2 separate regions of the Homo sapiens genome follow, and region 1 is linked to region 2. A link is a loop called in an ENCODE intact Hi-C map of the cell type or tissue named here. Cell type or tissue: transverse colon. All regions are shown on one strand. Each heading gives the region's core, and the rest is flanking DNA. Links, peaks and the distances in the headings are about the cores only. Region 1 overlaps ACSL1 (acyl-CoA synthetase long chain family member 1). Region 2 overlaps CENPU (centromere protein U).

Region 1 (11,684 bases), core at 2,089-10,088, 62 kb after region 2:
CTCCCGACCTCTGGTGACCCACCCGCCTTGGCCTCACAAAGTGCTGGGATTACAGGCGTGAGCCACTGTGCCCAGCGGCCCTGGTTGAGGTTTTCATATGTGTAACTTTCTAAGGTGTAACGTAAAGCTATACTTTTAGTAGAAATCAGACTACAAAATCTGGTCTCTAGCAGAAGTTAGGCTCTTATATCTGAGAATTCTCAAAATCATGCATAGCAAGTACCTACTGGTTCATACCTCAGGTCTATTTTGAGCAAAGATGCCAATGAACTGATCTGGGGCAGTCTTGAAGCCCTTCTGGATCAGTGCTGAGCCTATGCACTCCGACAATTCTGCAACCTAAAATGGAGAGGAAAAAGTCAGAAGCAGCATTGGGCCCCAACTCCAGAAACAAAGCTGACCAGACGGCAGGCTTGTATCTCAGCCAGCAAGCAATGCTGCACACAGAAACGGAGAGGGAACATGCAGGTATTCCTTTATTGATAGATTTTTTGGTAAAACACAAGGTTTTATTCACAAGAAATCAGAATTAAGAGAACTGACCGCAGGGTTCCTTCTGCAAAGAAAATTAATCTTATCCCAATGGCTGCAGGTCACAGACAATTATATGGCAGGGCTATTTATACATTTTTTTCTATTTTAGTTTTATACAATTTTAAAAATGATAGAGAGATGGATTTGTTTTATTTATAAAGCAGCCAAAACTTGTTTATTTGGTATAAACACAGAAACAGCAACTTTTGAGAGACCTATAAAAAATAAGAGCAAGCTCTTATCCTTAAGTTCTACAGTTCCATTCTTGAGAACGTATTCTTAGGAAACAATTCAAACTCAGGAGGAGGTTTTTAAAAGCCTACATACAGGCCAGGCACGGTGGTTCACGCCTATAATCCCAGCACTTTGGGAGGCCGAGGCAGGCAGATCACTTGAGGGAGTTCGAGGCCAGCCTGGCCAACATGGTAAAACCCCGTCTCTACTGAAAATAAAAAATTAGCCAGGCATGGTGGCGTGAAACTGTAATCCCAGCTACTCAGGAGGCTGAGGCAGAATTGCTTGAACCCAGGAGGCGGAGTCTGCAGTGCACTGAGATCACCCCACCGCACTCCAGCCTGGGTGACAGGCGAGACTCCATCTCAAAAAAAAAAAAAAAAAAAAAAAAGCCTACATATAAACAATATGCAAATATTTCAAAATTATTGCATCAAAAATCTCTAGGGTAAAAAACCTAATCATGGCTGGATGATTAAGTAAATGATGGTAAATCACTAAGAAAATGCTACATAGTAAATATTATAATTATGAAAACTATCAAACTTAGGACAATATTACAATGATAAGCAACACATGTAAATATAAAAATGCATATTATAATAACTAAGTAAAAATTGATAGGTTTGCAAAATTCAGCAGGGTTATCCTATCCTCTCCCTGTTCCTACCCCAAATAAACTAAAATTTTTAAAAAATCTTAAACTTTGCAGTTATTTTCTTTTCCTTTTTCTTTTCTTTGTTTCTTTCTTTTTTTTTCTTTTTGAGACATAGTCTCACTCTGTTGCCCAAGCTGGAGTACAAGGGCATGGTCTTGGCTCACTGCAACTTCCTCCTCACGGGTTCAAGAAATTCTCCCTGCCTCAGCCTCCAGAATAGCTGGGATTACAGGCACCTGCCACCACACTCAGCTGATTTTTGTATTTTTCAGTAAAGACAGGGTTTTGCCATGTTGGCCAGGCTGGTCTTGAACTCCTGACCTCAGGTGATCTGCCCCCGTCGGCCTCCCAAAGTGCTGGGATTATAGGCGTGAGCCATACCGTGCCTGGCCTGGAGTTATTTTCTTTATTCTCAGTTCGCAAATTCTCAAGAGTACTCTTAAAGCACACCCATACCCATAGGAAATAAGACCATACCTACTCCTGGCCTGGAACCCTACTGGTTCTGGGCCTTGGCACCATCCTGGCCCTGCCTATGGGGAACAGACTGATCGTGGTAAGGTGACAATAGGATGACACAAACAGGCTCATTACTACTCTCTCCTTCACAGACGAGTTCAAAAGTCTTGGTTGCATTTAAGGAATCAGAGCCTGAGAAAAGCCTGCAATTGGATGCTATACAGCTGGTAAATATGATTGAATAATACACGCACATTTATATTTCTAGATCGGTCATACATTCTTAAAAAAAAAAAAACAACCCTTTAAGGCATTCCTAGCCACCAAAAGGTCATATTCATTGGATGACTGAAAAAAAAAAAAAGATTTGAATGTACAAATCCAAAGTTGGCTTCAGTTTTGTATCTTCACCTGCTTCCAAATGAAGTGTGCAAGTCATAGATTCACACCTTCAGAAACCCCAGTGATTTTCAATCTGCCTTGAAAACGCCTATCTGCAATGGACGTGTCTTCTCTCTTCCAGCCACTAAACAACAGAAGTAACCCAGGAGGCACAGAGGATTCCATGATGCCTCAGGACCATCACACACAACACACACATGTTCAACACACACAGGCTGTTCTTACACTTGTGAAAATGAGGGATCCTGGAAACTACTATTTGTGCAAGAAACTACTATTTGGCTCTGACAGGACAGAATAAAAATGGGAAATCCTTCCAATCATGTGAGATACTGCCCCTAGCTCCTTCTACAGGGGAGGTGTGAGAAGTTGCTTCCCCTTCTCTTGAGAGACAGATGAACACCTCTCAAGCAAAGCCTTCTGCATCCTGTCGACCCCAGAGGACGGACGGGGAGAAATCATGCACTTCAGTCTGAGAAGAACCAACAAGCACTACTGCAGGAGTGTGGCTCCGAGGCTGCAGAGAACGATCCCTTCCACAGACGCACCCCAAATACACCAGCTCCTAAGCTGCCCTTCACACAAAACCCAGAAGGAGGAAGTGCATTTGTATTCATGAATCCGCATGATTACCTGCCCCGAGAGCAGGAGAAGGGGGGCCAGGGACGGGAGCCTTTCCTGGACAGCTGTGTGGAAGCAGCAGGCAGCAGAGCTGGCCTGTCTGGAGCACGTGCCTGTTCCGGGGTGCCGTGTGGACTGGGGAAGAGCTGTGGCACCCACATTCATTGTAATCATGATAAAAATAAAAATAAACAGCAACGTCTTCCTGCACTGCTACTGCCACTCATGAGCCGCTGTTTCAACAGCTGTAGCCGTTGATGGGTGGGGACTAGAGACCGACAAGGGCCACCATACTCAGATCCCAGCTTCCTTTGTGCTTATACAGTAACACAAGTGCCTTCCCCGAACATCTGTGTTCCTCCCTACAGCTGCCTGGGGGTAAGTGTCACACAGGTGGTGAGTTGGCCAAGGACAGCTTTGAGGGTCAGCAGCATGCACTAGGAAAGCCTACACAAGAGGCTGCAGGCCTTGCTTCTGGTCCTGGTTCTGCCACTAACCAGCTATAACCTTGGGTGAGTCACCTCTTTTCCTGAGACAGGTCCTCCTCATCTGTGAAATGAAGATGTATTCCCACGTTCCAGCTTCTGAGTTTTTCTAGTACCCCTCAAGTGGAGAGAAATAATGCTATGCCGCCAGGGGGACCGGGAGAGTTTCTAGAATTTTATCTTAAAAATTATACTTGACTTCACAATGTATCCACATCAGCTTTGAAATACAATGCTTTGAACCACCTGTTAAATTCCTTAACTTGTTCTCCCCAAACCTTTGTGTCAAGTTTCTCCTTGGATGCCCCATGCTTACGGCAAGGCTCTGAGCTGGTCCAGCACATACACTCTGGAGAAACCTTCCGGCTCCAAGAATGCACATACAGAAGCACCCCTGCTTGCAAGAGGAGTCCACAGAGCCTGTCTCATACAAACTCACCTGTTTATATGAAAGCCATTCATAGGGTTGGTCTGGTTTCCGAGAGCCTAAACAAGGGCCATTATCTAAAAAAAGAGAAAAAACAACAGATGGGCTGAACGTACATAAATATTCCTAGATTTTAATTTGTATCCCAACCGCACTCTAATACTAAACATCAGCTAGACTCTACTTTAGTCCTCAGATAAGAAATGGTGGCTTCAGATTGGAAATGTTTTCTCCCTCAGTTTTGGTCTGATTTTTTCTTTGCTTGTTTATTTCTGTTTTGTTTAAGTGGGGCAGGAGAGGGGGACAGAGGGGAGAAAAGGCAATATCCAACTCTTAAGGGCACTTAATTTGTGATTCCTCTTTAACACCCTACTGGTTTAGACCAGGAGTCAGCAGATGAGTGGTAAAGAGAACCTGCTGTAGTGGTAAACAGATACCTTTTCAGAAGAGGTATTCATCAAAACTTTTCAAGAAGTCTAAAGCATTCTAATTCAGAATACGGAAAGGAAAATATAATTCTTTATGTGTCCAAATTTTGATGACCAAAGGTATCAAGAATTACCTGGAATCCTAGTTACATGGGTGAAGTCATGATTGCAGAAAAACAAAAACAAAGAAAAGATGCAAAATGAGGTGACGTGAAGCGGTATCTGGGAAGCAAAAGTTAGGAAATACCGAGATGTTTCCCGATTCCTATTCAGGTTTCAAAGAAGCAAAAGGGGACCATAGTGCATCTGGCTTTAGCATATTAGGTCTGAGTGTTCGTGAGGAGGCTCTGATTTGACATGAGGACCTAAGGAAGTAGGATGGAAGGCAGGGCTGGCCCCATCACACAGATCATGCCCCAGACAACGGCAGTGTGCTGCACATGCAGATTCAGGAATCAGCCACGTGGCTGAGGAGGACACAGGCTGGACACACTGACTTCTTTGCCATCCCTAAAAACAGTCCTGATGAAAACAGGAAGAGCTATTCTCGGACCCTCTCCCATTTACAGAGACTGTAACAAGCACCATACAAGATGAGTCCAATCAGATGTTGCTTCCAGATGGGAAAAAAATTGCATTAGCCATATGAAATGATGCGATTTTATTCCTCAAAAACAGAGACGGGCGCACTGCAGCCAAGGGCCAAATCAGGCCCACTGGCTGTTTTTGTAGACACAGTGATAGTGGCACACAGCCACACTCATTCATTTTTGTTCTGTGTGAGGCTGCAGTTGAGTAGTTGCAACCAAGACCATATGGCACCAAAGCCAAAAATATTTACTACCAGGCTTTTTACAGAAAACATATGCCAGCTCCAGCTCCAGAACTAGCCGTTAAGCTGCAGGCTCACCAGGGGAACTTGATACTATACCAGGTTCTACTATACCCAGGCTCTAGAATTTTTTATTCAGTTGAATAGGGATGGGGCCTGGGCCTCAGTATTTTTTAGAAGCTCCCCGATGGCACAAAAGTGCAGCTAGAGATGAGAGCCACTGAGAAGCAGGGAGCTCAATCTTTATAAATGGCTTCCTTGGTGCAGTTTTAAAGTACTAGGTTTAAAAACTCTAGGCGGGCTGCTTCTATCATTCAACAAACTTCTGACCCCTTATCCAAGTGCTGGGTCTTGCTCTTTTGTTTCAGTTTAATTCTACAGTAGCCTAAGAAAATCAAAGCTTAGAATAAAAAGATCCTCCTGGGCGGGGGCGGGGGGGGGGGGGGGAAGGAAGCAAATCGAGACCTGCAAAGCAGCTCCCTTCAATGAGTACAGATCAAGAAGACTGGACATACTTTCCTTCACCTTCTCTGACACATCCATAAAAGGACTTTCATTTTCCAGGGGGAGCAAGCGACCAAAGAAAAGTTATGTGACTTGTCTTCAGATCAGAGGAGAGTCAAAAGCATAAAGTAAGTCACCATGCTCCTCGATGAATGTATATACATTTACATGTATACAGCAGGTCCTCAAATAACGGCATTTCATTTGCACGTTCTCCTCACATCTATGTGGTTTTTCCTGGGAACTCTGGGTTCCTCCCACATCCCAAAGCTGTGCCTGTGAGGTGAACTGGTGCATCTCTACGGTCCTAGTGAGTGTGGGTGAGCGGAGTGAGTGTGTGAGTGTGAGTGGGTGTGAGTATGAGTCTCCCTACGATGGGAGGGTGTCCTGGCCAGGGCAGTTCCCACCTGACATCCTGAGCTGCCCAGATGGGCTCCAGCCGCCCACGACCCTTAACTGGAATAAACAGGTAAATATCTTATTTTTATCAATTGTTCCTAAATGTCTGTATCGCTCACATTTATTTCATGTTTAACATAAGAAGCGTGGTCTTTATTTAGAAGTTTGGTGATGTTTTTGTGACTAGAAATACGCTGTGGGAATGTAACTCCTGTTCGTATCAATTAGCCTATGGGAAAAACTGGTTTCATTATAGTGGTTTTCAAGTTACAGTTTCCAAGAACCCATCAAAGACATTAACTGAGGACTTACCGTATATGTGCTCTGTGGTGGTGGCAAAGCACACACACACACACACACACACACACACACACACACACACTGTTTCATGTGCCATATGTTAGGCTGATCCACCTGATGGATATTTACTATCACAGACAAACCCTGACCTTGACACCAACTTTGAGAATGTTCATAAATTAAATAATACACAAGTAAGCTTGCTTTTCCTTTGTAATAGGGCTTAATGCACGTGCTATGGGAACACTGGGACAAACTCGCCAAGCTGAGACATCCAATGTTACCAGTGTCAAGTAAAAAACAATAGGCACTTTCTTTTTTTTTTTTTTTTTTTGAGACGGAGTCTCGCTGTGTCACCCAGGCTGGAGTACAATGGTGCAATCCTGGCTCACTGCAACCTCCACCTCTCCGGTTCAAGCGATTCTCCTGCCTCAGCCTCCTGAGTAGCGGGGGTTACAGACATGCACCACCATGCCCAGCTAACTTTTGTATTTTTAGTAGAGACGGAGTTTCACCATGTTGGTCAGGCTGGTCTCGAACTCCTGACCTCGTGACCTGCCCGCCTTGGCCTCCCAAAGTGCTGGGATTACAGGTGTGAGCCACCATGCCCGGCCAATAGGCACTTCTTGAGTGCATATTACATGCAACCTATCATGAGGGATAGAGCCAGCAATACCACATGGTTCCTGACCGTAAAAAGATTACAATGTAGCTAGCAGTGGCCCAAATAAAAGCTAAGCATCAGAGGATTTAAATAACAAAGCACAGATTCCAAGACCATTTTTAGACAAGTACCTGGTATAAGCAAAAATGAAGTGGCTAAAATAGAAAGAGGGGTGGAGAAACCAGAGGTACTCCCTCCTTCACTGAGGATGCATTAGTGGGGCGCTCACTGTGTGCCAGGCACTGTCAGTGCTGTGAAAAGAGATGACTGATAACCACCCTGTTCTCAAGGAGCTCGGGCTAGGGGGGCAGAATGCCAGGTGAACACCTCTGTGCCATCAGGAGTTATGCAGAAGGAATATAACATGCTGGGAGGGAAAAGGGAAGAAATGCTTCACTCAGAGGTAGGGGATGAAAATGATAGACTAGGAAGGTTTTAGAGAAAAGGTGAAATGCAGTGAGTTTTGTAAGATTAAAGAATACATCAAGCACCCAGGCTGGGGGTAGAAAGAGGCTTTATGATCAAGAAAAAAAAGTGCATGGCCGGGCATGGTGACTCGCGCCTGTAATTCCAGCACTTTGGGAGGCCGAGGTGGGTGGATCACCTGAGATTAGGAGTTTGAGACCAGCCTGACCAACATGGAGAAACCCCATCTCTATTAAAAAATACAAAATTAGCTGGGCGTGGTGGTGCATGCCTGTAATCCCAGCTACTCAGGAGGCTGAGGCAGGAGAATCACTTGAACCCAGGAGGTGTAGGCTGCGGTGAGCCAAGATCATGCCATTGCACTCCAGCCTGGGCAACAAGAGCAAAACTCCGTCCAAAGAAAAAAAAAAGTGCACAAGTCTGGGCATGGTGGCTCACACCTGTAGTCCCAGTGCTTTGGGAGGCTGAGGCAGGAGACTCACTTGAGGTCAGAAGTTTGAGTCCAGCCTGGGCAACATAGCAAGACCCCATTTCTAAAAAGCAAAATAGAACTGCACAAAGCCTCAGGGCTGGGAGAGAGCAGAGGTAGTCGTGGCTCTGCAGGAAGTTCAGTATGACCTGAGGGCCCTATACAGGAGGCCTGGGAGGGACAGAGGCTGGAAAGGAGGTATGCTGGATATCACAGGGTTTCTTACACTACAGTTAATAATTAAGGGTAATCCCATGAGCCAACATTTCCCAAGTATCTTTAACAGAACACTGCCATCCTGGGATGTCAGTATTTCTTTCTCAAAATATGGGTCTCATGGTCAAGTAAGCATGAAAAATGCCGGATTGGGCCCAGTTCAACAGACCTCTTTATTGCAGGAAACGTCAGAGCCTATTGTGCACTGGTGTAACATGTGACTCACCATAAAATACAGGATGTGACACTCACATATTTGACCATGGAGCCCCCAGGGCCACAGGGAACATCTAGAGGGTCCAGTGAGCTTTGGGACCGACTCTGGGAAAGTTACAGTGGACACAGAGGGGCCTGAGCGATCCTAAGGAGGCGAAAGATAGGAGCAAATGTGCATTTCTGAAAGGCCACTCGTTCTTCATGAAACACGGCGAGCGGGAGCCACGCAAATGCAGGAAAATGCTTACTTGACACCTGTATTCCCCTCTGGAAACCTTCGTATAATGTTGTGACATCATCATAGAAATACACCAAGGGCTCGTCGCTGTCAAGTAGTGCGGATCTTCGTGCACCACCACTACCCTATCAAAAAAGAAAGGGGGGCAGGTTAGAAGGCAGTGAAACATCTATGCACTGTGGAATGGCTAAATCAAGCTAATTAACATATCCATTCCTTTACATTCTTGTCACTTATCTGTAGTGAGAACACTTAAAATCTATTCTCTTAGTAATTTCAGGTATATGGTACATTGTTATTAACTACAGTCACCAACTAATAGTGAACATGGTCACCATTTTTATTAAAAATAGATGTCCTGAACTCGTTCCTATTATACACCATAAATACACATAATTTGTATTTGTCCATTAAAAAATAAAATGCTTAAAAATTAAATATAAAGTCTAATATGCCCCTGTGGTATCCGCACCCCTCTAGGCGGCCACCTGCGGAACAGCTGCCCAGTGAGTGAGTGCTGAAAGACTGCAGTGCAAGATGTGCTGATGTAAACCAATCATTCGCCTGGAGGTAAACACAGGCTTCGGGGAACCACGGCTAAGTCAGAAAGATGCCTGAAGAGAGAAAACAGGTTTACAGACCTACAAGTGCTGGTCCTGCCGGATAAGGCCAAAGAGAGCAAGAGAAGAGCCACAAACTGCCACCACTACACACATTGACAGTTCTCAAGCCACTGCCATCCACAGCACAGAGGACTGATCCTGTTCAGCTCTGGTGGAAATGAAACCCCATTTGGTTATACTTCTAAAATGTTACCTATATTCTTTTTGAGACTATTTCCACTATTTTATCTCCTCACCAAGCGCAATATCATCTGTTAGAAACTTCACTTTCTTGCATAGCATCTCTAACAGTTAAAATCATCAGCTACAAAACATATGCATGTGCAGACACAGGTCTTTATTAGTTTTAGGTGCAACATTTATAGGTGTGCAGATTTGACATCGCTGTGCACCTTTCTCTAAGTCGTCTTCATCTGTTAGCTTCCTGAGTATATTTGCTATGTGCAAGAACTCCTAATGATGGATAAGGCGGCAGGGCCTAGCCTCCCACAGTAGCAGCAGTAGTCTTTACAGGTAGCAGGTCTCCAATGTGAGCTGCTGAGTCCTCTGGGGCCAAAGGACACTGTAAGGCATCCAGACATCCACAGAAAGCCAAAAAGCAGTCTTTAGAGACTGATAAATAAAAGCTCAGTGACTATGACGTTAGAGCCTACCTTTTTTTTTTTTTTTAATTTCAGAGAGGGGCCTTCACTTTTACAACAGTCTGGAAACCCTTGGAGAAATTAGACTGTGATATGATAACCTCTGGTACCAAGAGGAGAGAGCTGTCCAAAAGTGGAAGAGATCGTTTCTGGCTTAAGGTGTGATGAAACAAAACAGGAGACACCAAAAAGAAGTGTGGAAAAGCTAGGTCTCAGAGTAGGGCGGCAGGCTGAGGAGGGCCGCGCTGAGGAGGAAGTGGATGGGTGCCAGGGGATGAACTCACAGGGAGACCCTTTAGAAGGGGATGACTGCCTGATCTGTTTCCATGGACTCTTCTATTTTTATTAGGATTATCCATTTCTCTTCCTACAAGCTCTTTTGCTTTTTGTCCACCCTTAAGTTATAATGTATATACTGTTTAAAAACATTTAAGTGATACAGAAGTATATCAAGGAAAAATGATGACTATTAGTAGTTTGGTAAATTCCTCCCAGTCTTTTTTTTATGCTTATACATTTATAGACATTCTGTCAATATCTACTGTGTGCTACATGTGTGTATTTCACTCTTGATCCCAAACTGCTAATAGTTTTCTGGAGTAAATATGACCTAACCATATCTTTTAATCATCACAATGTCTTCTCTCTCGGCAGAAACTTTCTAACACCTATGGCTGTGATTCCAAACATGCTTACTAACTACAGCACACTACTTTATGAAGCAAAAACGTTATTCTCTGTGTGCATAAGAATGGGAGAATATCTTTGCTTAGTGTCACGCATTATTGTTACTTAATCGCTGAGTCTGTTTTCTTTTCTGTAAAATGGAGACATCATGAGTCCACTTCCAGGGTTATTTTTTGTTAAAGAGGAACTTTCCTGTAAAATATGATTGTGTAGAATATTACTTGTGCACCCGATAACATGCTCTAACTACAGTACAAGTCCTCCATCACCTCAGTCTTGACTCCAACAAATAGCCTGAAATTCAGAAGCAATTTTGTGGCTTTGTAGTGAATATCAGAAGCCTTTTCAACCCATGAAGCCACCAAACACACCGAAGGCACCAAGGCTAAGGTAGGAAGAGAAAGGGGGAAAGGACAAAATGAGAGAAAACAGGAAGAATGAGTGGGTGTGAAAAGAGATAAGAAAAGTACCAAGTATGATGGTGAAGTGTGGTTGTCTCAGCATGGCCTAGACATGCAGGTGGCCTGGCCGCCCACAGGGAGGTCCTCACGATGCTCTGCTTACAAAGGTGCCTTCTATACCTCTTGACACAACAGAAATGCATTCATGGTCTTTTTCAGTGCTCTCTCTTCAAAAGCAACACCACTTTCTGCACTCTGCAGAGGAGTTCCCCTAGCTGTGAATGGGCAGATGGGGATAAGGTGAACAAGACACAAGCTTGTTCTGAAGGAGCCCACGTCTTGTCTCTAAGTGACCACAGGGACTCCAGGGAACCCTGGCTGAGCAGAAGAGTGCAGGGAGAGTCAGGATGAACAGACAGAAGCAAGCCTGAAATCTCAGGTGCACAGGCTCATTCTAGAGCCAAGCTTCTCAAAGTGTGCTCTGCGGAACACCTGGCACTGGTTAGGAAAGCAAATCACACCAGACCTGCTGAATCCGAAACTCTGGGGATGCGATCCAGCAATCTGTGCTTTAAGAAGCCCTCCAGGGGATGCTAAAGTTTGAGAAGCACCTTCCTAGGGACAGCAGGTTTCCAGCAGGGAAGTTTTCAGCAGGGAAGTGGTGAGGATGGGCTAATGGGTTAGAAAGAAATCTACAAGAAGCGTAAGCAGTGTGTGGAACAGGAGGGAGGGAAGAGACTGGGGAGAAACCAACTCCTACAGACCTGGATAGGGCAGTGGGAGTTGGGAGCCGGGAAGGACCAAGGCACTGGGCGTGCTG
Region 2 (8,000 bases), core at 1-8,000:
ACCTAAGTCCTTTCAAATATCTGGAAAGCCTTCCCACAAATGATGGATCCAAACAAGCCCAGACTCCAATGACTACAATAAATACCTGACTCTTCAATGTCTAGACACTGATAAACATCCATAAGCATCAAGACCATCCAGTGAAACATGACCTCATCAAATGAACTAAATAAGGCACCAGGGACCAATCCTGGAGAAACAGGAGATACATGACCTTCTAGACAGAGAATTCAAAATAGCTGTTCTGAGGAAACTCAAAGAAATTCAAGATAACACAGAGAAGGAATTCAGAATTCTATCAAATAACTTTAACAAAGAATTGAAATAATTTTATAAATCAAGCAGCAATTCAGTAGTTGAAAAATGTAACGGACATACTAAAGAATACATCAGAGTCTCTTAATAGCAGAATCTATCAAGCAGAAGAAAGAATTAGTGAGCTTGAAGACAGGCTATTTGAAAATACAGTCAGAGGAAAGGAAAGAAAAAAGAAAAAACAATCGTGAAGCATGCCTACAGGGTCTAGAAAAAAGCTTCAAAAGGGCAAATCGAAGAGTTATTGGCCTTAAAGAAAGGTAGAGAAAAGGGGGTAGAAAGTTTATTCAAAAACGTAGTAACAGAGAACTTCCTAAACCAGAGAAAGGTATCAATATCCAAGTACAAGAAGGTTATACAACCAACACCAAGCAGCTTTAACCCAAAGGAAGACTCCCTCAAGGCATTTAATAATCAAACACCCAAAGGTCAAAGACAAAGAATCTAAAAGCAGCAAGAGAAAAGAAATAAATAACTTACAATGGAGCTCCAATATGTCTGGCAGCAGACTTTTCAGTGGACACCTTACAGGCCAGGAGAGAGTGGCATGACATATTTAAAGTGTTGAAGGAAAAAAACTTTTACCCTAGAATAATATATCTGGTGAAAATACCCTTCAAACATGAAAAAGAAATAAAGACTTTCCCAAACAAAAGCTGAGAAATTTTATCAACTCCAGACCTGTCCCAAAAGAAATGCTAAAGGGAGTAATTCAAGCAGAAAGAAAAGGACATTAATGAGCAGTATAAATCATCTGAAGGTATAAAACTCACTGGTAATATGAAGTACACGGAAAAAGATAACACTGTAGCTGATGCATGTAAACTACTCTCATTGTAAGTAGAAAGACTAAAAGATGAACCAATCAAAAATAATAACTTTTCAAAACATAAACAGTACAATAAAAATAAAAACAAAAAGTTAAAAAGTGGGGGAGCAAAGTAAAGGTGTAGTTTTTATTAGTTTTCTTTTTGCTTGTTTATGCGAGCAGGGTTAAGTTGTTAATGGCATAAAATAATGGGTTATATGGCAGTACCTGCTAGCCTCATGGTAACCTCAAATAATAAATACAACAAATACATAAAAAGAGCAAGAAATCACACTGCCAGAGAAAATCACCTTTACTAAAAGGAAGACAGGAAGGAAGAAAAGGAAGAGAGGGCCACAAAACAATCAGAAAACAAATAGTAAAATGGCATGAGTAAGTCCCTGCTTAGCAATAACACTGAATGTAAATGGACTAACTTCTCCAATCAAAAGACATAGAGTGGCTGATTGTAAAAAAAAAAAAAAAAAAAAAGGACCCAATGATTTGTTGCCTACAAGAAACACATTTCACCTATAAAGATACACACAGACTGAAAATAAAAGTATGGAAAAAGATATTCCATTGTCAATGGAAACCAAAAAGAGCAGAGTAGCTATACTTATTTCAGACAAACTAGATTTTAAGACAGAAACTGTAAGAAGAGACAAAGAAGGTCACTACATAATGACAAAGGGGTCAATTCAGCAAGAGGATATAACAATTTGAAACATACATGCACCCAACACTGGAACACCCAGATAGATGAAGCTAATATTAGAGCTAAAGGGAGAGACAGACCCCAATACATTAGCTGGAGACTTCAACACCCCACTTTCAGCACTGGAGAGATCTTCCAGACAGACAATCAATAAAGAAACAGCAGACTTAATCTGCACTGTAGACCAAATGGACCTAACAGATATTTACAGAACATTTCATCCAACAGCGGCAGAATACGCATTCTTCTCCTCAGCACATGGATCACTCTCAAGTACAGACCACGTGATAGGTCACAAAACAAGTCTTAAAACATTTTTTAAAAACCGAAATATCAAGTATCTTCTCTGTGGAATAAAACTAGATATCAATAACAGGAGGAATTTTGGAAGTTATACAAACACAGAGAGATAAAACAACACGTTAATGAAGGACCAGTGGGTCAATTAAGAGATTAAGAAGGAAGCTGAAAATTTTCCTGAGACAAATGATAATGGAAACACAACATACCAAAACCTATGGGATACCACAAAAGCAGTACTAAGAGGGAAGTTTACAGCTATAAGCGCCTACATCAAAAAAAGAAAAACTTTAAATAAATAACCTAATGATGCATCTTGAAGAAGTAGAAAAGCAAGAACAAACCAAATCCAAAACTAATAAAGATCAGCTTTTATAAATAAATGTATAAATTTACCTCAACCCAATAAAGATAGCAACTTTGCTTTTAACAAGTAGCTCTTAAAAGTCATTATTAAAAATAATGAGAAAAGCTGCATTTATATATAGAAAAGATCAAGGATTTTAATATAAATCATAGAAGTTCTAAAAGAAAACACGAAGGGAGATGTCTTCCTATGACTCAAAATCCCTAAATGCTAAAAGTGATAAATATATCGCTGCATCTAAATAAAACTGAACATTTTCTATGTTGAAAAAAAAAACCACCACCATTAGGTGTTTTGTCAAAAGAGAGATGAACCAGTAAAAACAAAACAAAACAAAACAAAACAAAAAAAAACTGTAACATAGGGCTAATCTCACTAATGTTTAAATGAAGTCATGAAGAAAATGACCAACATCAACTAGAAAATAGGAAAAAGGATATAAACAGTTTGCAGAAAGAGAAATTCAAGAGCTTTTAAATGATTGCTGCTCAATCATTCCTAAGAATACAAATTAGAACTAGGCTGGGATAGCATTTTTGACCTATCACATTGGCAAAAATCCAAGTTTGATCTCACTTAGGTGGCAATGTGGCAATAACTATAAAAAGGACAAACACGTTTCATTTGACTCAGAATTTAACTTTTATGACTATATCCTATAGATACACAGGCACAAGTGTGAAATGGCACTCCCAGTGGCACTGGGAGTGACAGCACAGACTGGAAACAGCCTGACTGCCCATCTATACAGAACTGGATAATCACACTAAGGAACACCCATGCTGTGGAAAGGGTAGAAGAATGAGAAAGCTCCATGTGTATTGATATGTAAAGATCTCTAAGATGTAGTAAGTGAAAAAACCTAGGTAGCAACCTATGCTGCCTTTTGTAGACAAAAAAGGGTTAAAATGTGTATTCATATTTACTTTTATATGCACCAAGAAATTCTGGAAGGACATATGAGAAATTAATAATAAGGGAGAGGGAAGAATCGGGTTCTAGGAGCTAGATGGATAGTAGACATGATATGAAGACTTACTATACACCTTTTTATATTTTTAAACCATGTGAAGGTGTTACCTACTCAAAATATTCCTGTTTAAAAATTACATTCACCACTGTTTAAAGTAGAGCACGTTTTCCAAATGTATGACTTTTACTGATTTTCAGTAACATATAAAACTGGAGTCAGCCAGGCACGGTGGCTAACGCCTGTAATCCTAGCACTTTGGGAGGCCAAGGCGGGCGGATCACGAGCTCAAGAGATCAAGACCATCCTGGCCAACATGGTGAAACTCCATCTCTACTAAAAAATACAAAAATTAGCTGGACATGGTGGCACGTGCCTGTAGTCCAAGCTACTCGGGAGGGTGAGGCAGGAGAATTGCTTGAACCTGGGAGGCGGAGGTTACAGTGAGCCAAGATTGCGCCACTGCACTCCAGCCTGGTGACAGAGCGAGACTCCATCTCAAAAAAAAAAAAAAAAAAAAAAAAATAAGCTGGAGTCTCCAAAATAACCAAGTACTATAAAACTTCCCTAGTGTAGACAATCTCAAAATGACTTCTCAGATTTCTGCCCAGCTGGGATATTTGTTTTAAAACTGCAGTTTTGGCCGGGTGCAGTGGCTGACGCCTGTAATCCCAGCACTTTGGGAGGCCGAGGTGGGCAGATCACGAGATCAGGAGATCGAGACCAGCCTGGGTAACATGGTGAAACCCCGTCTCTACTAAAAATACAAAAAAAATCAGCTGGGCATGGTGGCGGGCGCCTGTAGTCCCAGCCACTCGGGAGGCTGAGGCAGGAGAATGGCGTGAACCCGGGAGGTGGAGCTTGCAGTGAGCCCAGATTGAGCCACTGCACTCCAGCGTGGGCAACAGAGCAAGACTCCATCTCAAAAAAACAAACAAACAAACAACCAAACAAAAATACACTGCACTTTTGATACTTGCTAAATACATTTAGTAACTAGAACTGACCTGTTACCCAACAGAGGTCCCTAAGTCAAAGAGCTGCTCTAGATAATTTTAAATGAGTACTACAGTTATCGAAGAGTTCTGCATTATATAACTTGCTCCCAAGTTTTCTCTATGAAATCATTTTTATAGAGATTTTCTGGACCTATAGCTTCACATAAATCTCAAAGACTCAAACCAATGCACTTCAGGGACAGTGCATCTGAAACAGCCTTTTTATTGCTTTGTAATTATCACCTACCATATACAAGGAAACATCTCATTTGTGATAATTATAGAGAATTTGTAAATGAAAGAGACCTCCCAAAAATCACCTAACATTCTATGCTTGTAAAATCTTTCCCTCCTTTCTTATTTGACTCAAAGCTAAACTATCTTCCCAGGCATGATTTCTAGGATAATCAGGTGTGAATTCTGTCAGTTATCACAGCTATTATAATTATCGTGTCAATTATTAATAAAGTTTTTATGCCTCAGTTCTCTTGAGAAAAAGCATAACAAGTTGGCTCAAAGGATCTTGAAATGCTTTTGTTTTATTAGCTTCTATCTTAAAGAGTTTCTCAGAAATCCCATTAACCATGAATAAACAATTGCTTGAAATACACCAGTACCTTCTTTTTGCTTCTTTTCCTGGAGGAGTTGAAGAGAGAGACAGTCCACAATGTTTGGAGAATTCTTCTTCATCAGCATATATAGCTGTGCTATGTAAAGGAGGATCTTTCAAAAGACAAAAAAGAAGCACAACTTTAAAAGTCTGGCTATTTGGGCAGTACTGTAGTTTATTCCCTTACAATGGAGTACAAAACAATCTTTGTTCAACTAACAAAATCAAAATCAATTACACAGGCCACTTCCCAAATGTTTTTGATCTCACACCTCAACAATAAAAATTGTAAACCCTATCACCAATAAATACATGAATATTTATGAATAATAAACCTTTATTACTGCACTTACATGGAATTATTTTTGGTTTCTGAAACAGGGCCTCACTCTGCCGCCCAGCCTGGAGTGCAGTAGTGCGATCTCAGCTCACTGCAGCCTGAAGCACCTGGGCTCAAGCGATCTTCCTGCCTCAGCCTCCCAAATAGCTGGGACTACAGGCACATGCCACCATGCCCAGCTAATTTTTTAATTATCTGTAGAGACAGGGTCTCACTATGTTGCCCAGGTTGGGGAAATTTTAATGAAATAAAAATATAAATCGGAAGTCCAACATTTTCTTTCCTCATCCCTGTCAGGCGTCATACACTCTGCATGAGAGACCACTGCATTAAACTATAAACTCAACAGGCCTAGAGAGGTCACCTCACAAAGTACCCTGCATATAGTGGGCCCTCAGTATTTTTGAATGAAAAGCCCTTTGGGGAGATTCCAGGCCTCCCTTACTTCCTCTCTGCTTTACTCTGGGATGCCAGAGCCTTTAGATAACATAAAAAGATACCTTGAATGAGGAAGAAGATAAAAGAGAAGGAGAGCAAATGAACTTGGTGGAAAGGCACAGAAAGGAGATGCTAAGAGGAGAAAGATGCTCCTAGCGGGTGCTCAGGAAAGAGGAGTAACAGGAGAGACCCAGGACTTAACGCAGGGGTAGAGAGCTTGGAGAAGAAGAGGTGGCCAGTGGTGACAGAGCTGAACTGCTGTAAGGGGGCCTGGTAAGAGCCAAGCAACCATTTCTTCATGCTCAAAGTTTAGCATGACAGTGCAAACTTCAACATTTTTTCAACTAAACAGCTGCTTAAATAATGAACATATCAACTGCACAATTTTTAAGTTAGTAGTATACTTTGTATTGCCCTCCACGAGGCAAAGGGATTTATTTACTCTATTGCTGTGAATAACAAGGGGGGAAAAAAGAAATAGAACAATCCCAAACGTCCACAGATAACCACTCACATAAACTGGATTCTTACAACTTCATAATAAAAAGACAAATAATCCAATTTAAAAACGGGCAAAGGGTGAACAGAAACTTCTTCAAAGAATATACAAATGGCCAATAATCATACATAAGAAGGTCAAAGGGAAAAAAAAAGCAAATGGTCAGCCATAAGTACACGGAAAAGGTGCTGAACACCATTAGTAATTAGGGAAATACAAATCAAAACCACAGTGAGATAGTACTTCACACCCAAACAAACACCCAGAAAATAGCAAGTGTAGGCAAGGATGTGGAGAAACTGAAACCCTTGGGCCCTGCTGGTGGGAACACAGGCACTGTGGAAATGGTGATTCCTGAAAATATAAAATATATATGATCCAGCAATTCCATTTCTGGGTAAATGTCCAAAAGAGGAGAAAGCAGGGACTCAAACAGATATTGATACACTCATGTTAGTATTAATAGCAGAATTATTCACAGTCAAAAAGCAGAAGTAACCCAAGGGTCCATTAACAGATGAGTAGATAAAAATAAAATGTGGTACATACAGACTGTTCTTCAGCTTAAAAAGGAAATTCTGGCTGGGCGCAGTGGCTCACGTCTGTAATCCCAGCACTTTGGGAGGCCGAGGCAGGTGGACCACCTGAGGTCAAGGGTTCAACACCAGCCTGGCCAATATGGCAAAGCCCCATCGCTACTGAAAAATACAAAAATTAGCCAGGCGTGGTGGTGGTGGTCCTGGGGGGTGGGGGGGGGGGGCGCCTGGAATCCCAGCCACTCGGGAAGCTGAGGCAGGGAGAATTGCTTGAACCCAGGAGGTGGAGGTTGCAGTGAGCCGAGATCGCGCCACTGCACTTCAGCCTAGGTGACAGAGGAAGACTTCGTCTCCAAAAAAAAAAAAAAAAAATTTCTGACTCAGGCTACAACACAGATAAACCTTGAAGACATTATGCTAAATGAAATAAGCCAGTTACCAAAGAACCAACTATTCTATGTTTCCTTTTACATCAGATTCCTAGAAAACAGAATGATGGTTGCCAGGAGTTGAGGGGAGGGAAGAATGGGAAGTTGTTTAATAGGTGGAGCATTTCAGTTAGGAAAGATGAAAAAGTTCTGGAGATGGATGGTGATGATGGTTGCACAACAACGTGAATGTATTTATCTGCTACAGAGTTAATACACTTAAAAAAGGTTAATATGGTAAACTATATTTTACCACCCATACCCCATACACACACTCACACCCACAATGAGGTGCTGGGATGGCTAGAATAAAAAACTCAGTAAGTTTTGGTGAAGGTGTGCAGAAACGGGAACTCTCATATACTGCCATGGAATTGTAAAGTGGTGCAGCCGCTTTGTAAAACAGTTCCTCAAAAAGTTAAAAATAGAATTACCATAGGACTCAGCAATTCTGCTCCCACTATATGCCCAAGAGAAGTGAAAAAAGTCCACACAAAAACTCTTACACAAATGTTCACAGCAGTATTATTCACAGTGGCCAAAAAATAGAAACCACCCAAATGTAACTGATAAATGGGTAACAAGCTGCGGTATATCCAAACAATGGAGTATCACTGAGCTATAAAAACTTACAGGAATGAGGTAGATACACGTTACAACATGGACAAACCCT

The links. Hi-C counts contacts between places; a loop is a spot of excess contacts. Peaks named below come from ENCODE experiments on the same cell type or tissue, not always from the same donor. Only the 100,000 strongest peaks of a DNase experiment are listed, where the experiment ranks them.
Region 1: a loop joins it to region 2, with 16 times the contacts of the local background. A loop is called at or near these places in 2 of 110 quality-filtered maps.

What each region holds. Positions count from the first base shown.
Region 1 is chr4:184,780,095-184,791,778 of GRCh38, forward strand. ACSL1 (acyl-CoA synthetase long chain family member 1) reads right to left here. Exons shown (of 21, transcript NM_001995.5): 3 at 8,523-8,637; 4 at 3,833-3,897; 5 at 238-339. Among named protein-coding and RNA genes, the nearest start is that of ACSL1, 40 kb to the right of the region's middle. RefSeq lists an enhancer at 2,843-3,062. In transverse colon, for the core only: no CTCF peak of the experiment used is centred there; no DNase peak of the experiment used is centred there.
Region 2 is chr4:184,719,864-184,727,863 of GRCh38, forward strand. It overlaps CENPU (centromere protein U), which reads right to left. Exons shown (of 13, transcript NM_024629.4): 4 at 5,094-5,199. Among named protein-coding and RNA genes, the nearest start is that of CENPU, 10 kb to the right of the region's middle. RefSeq lists a silencer at 3,162-3,241. In transverse colon, for the core only: a CTCF peak has its summit at 3,203; a DNase peak (open chromatin) is centred at 3,218; H3K27ac peaks cover 923 bases.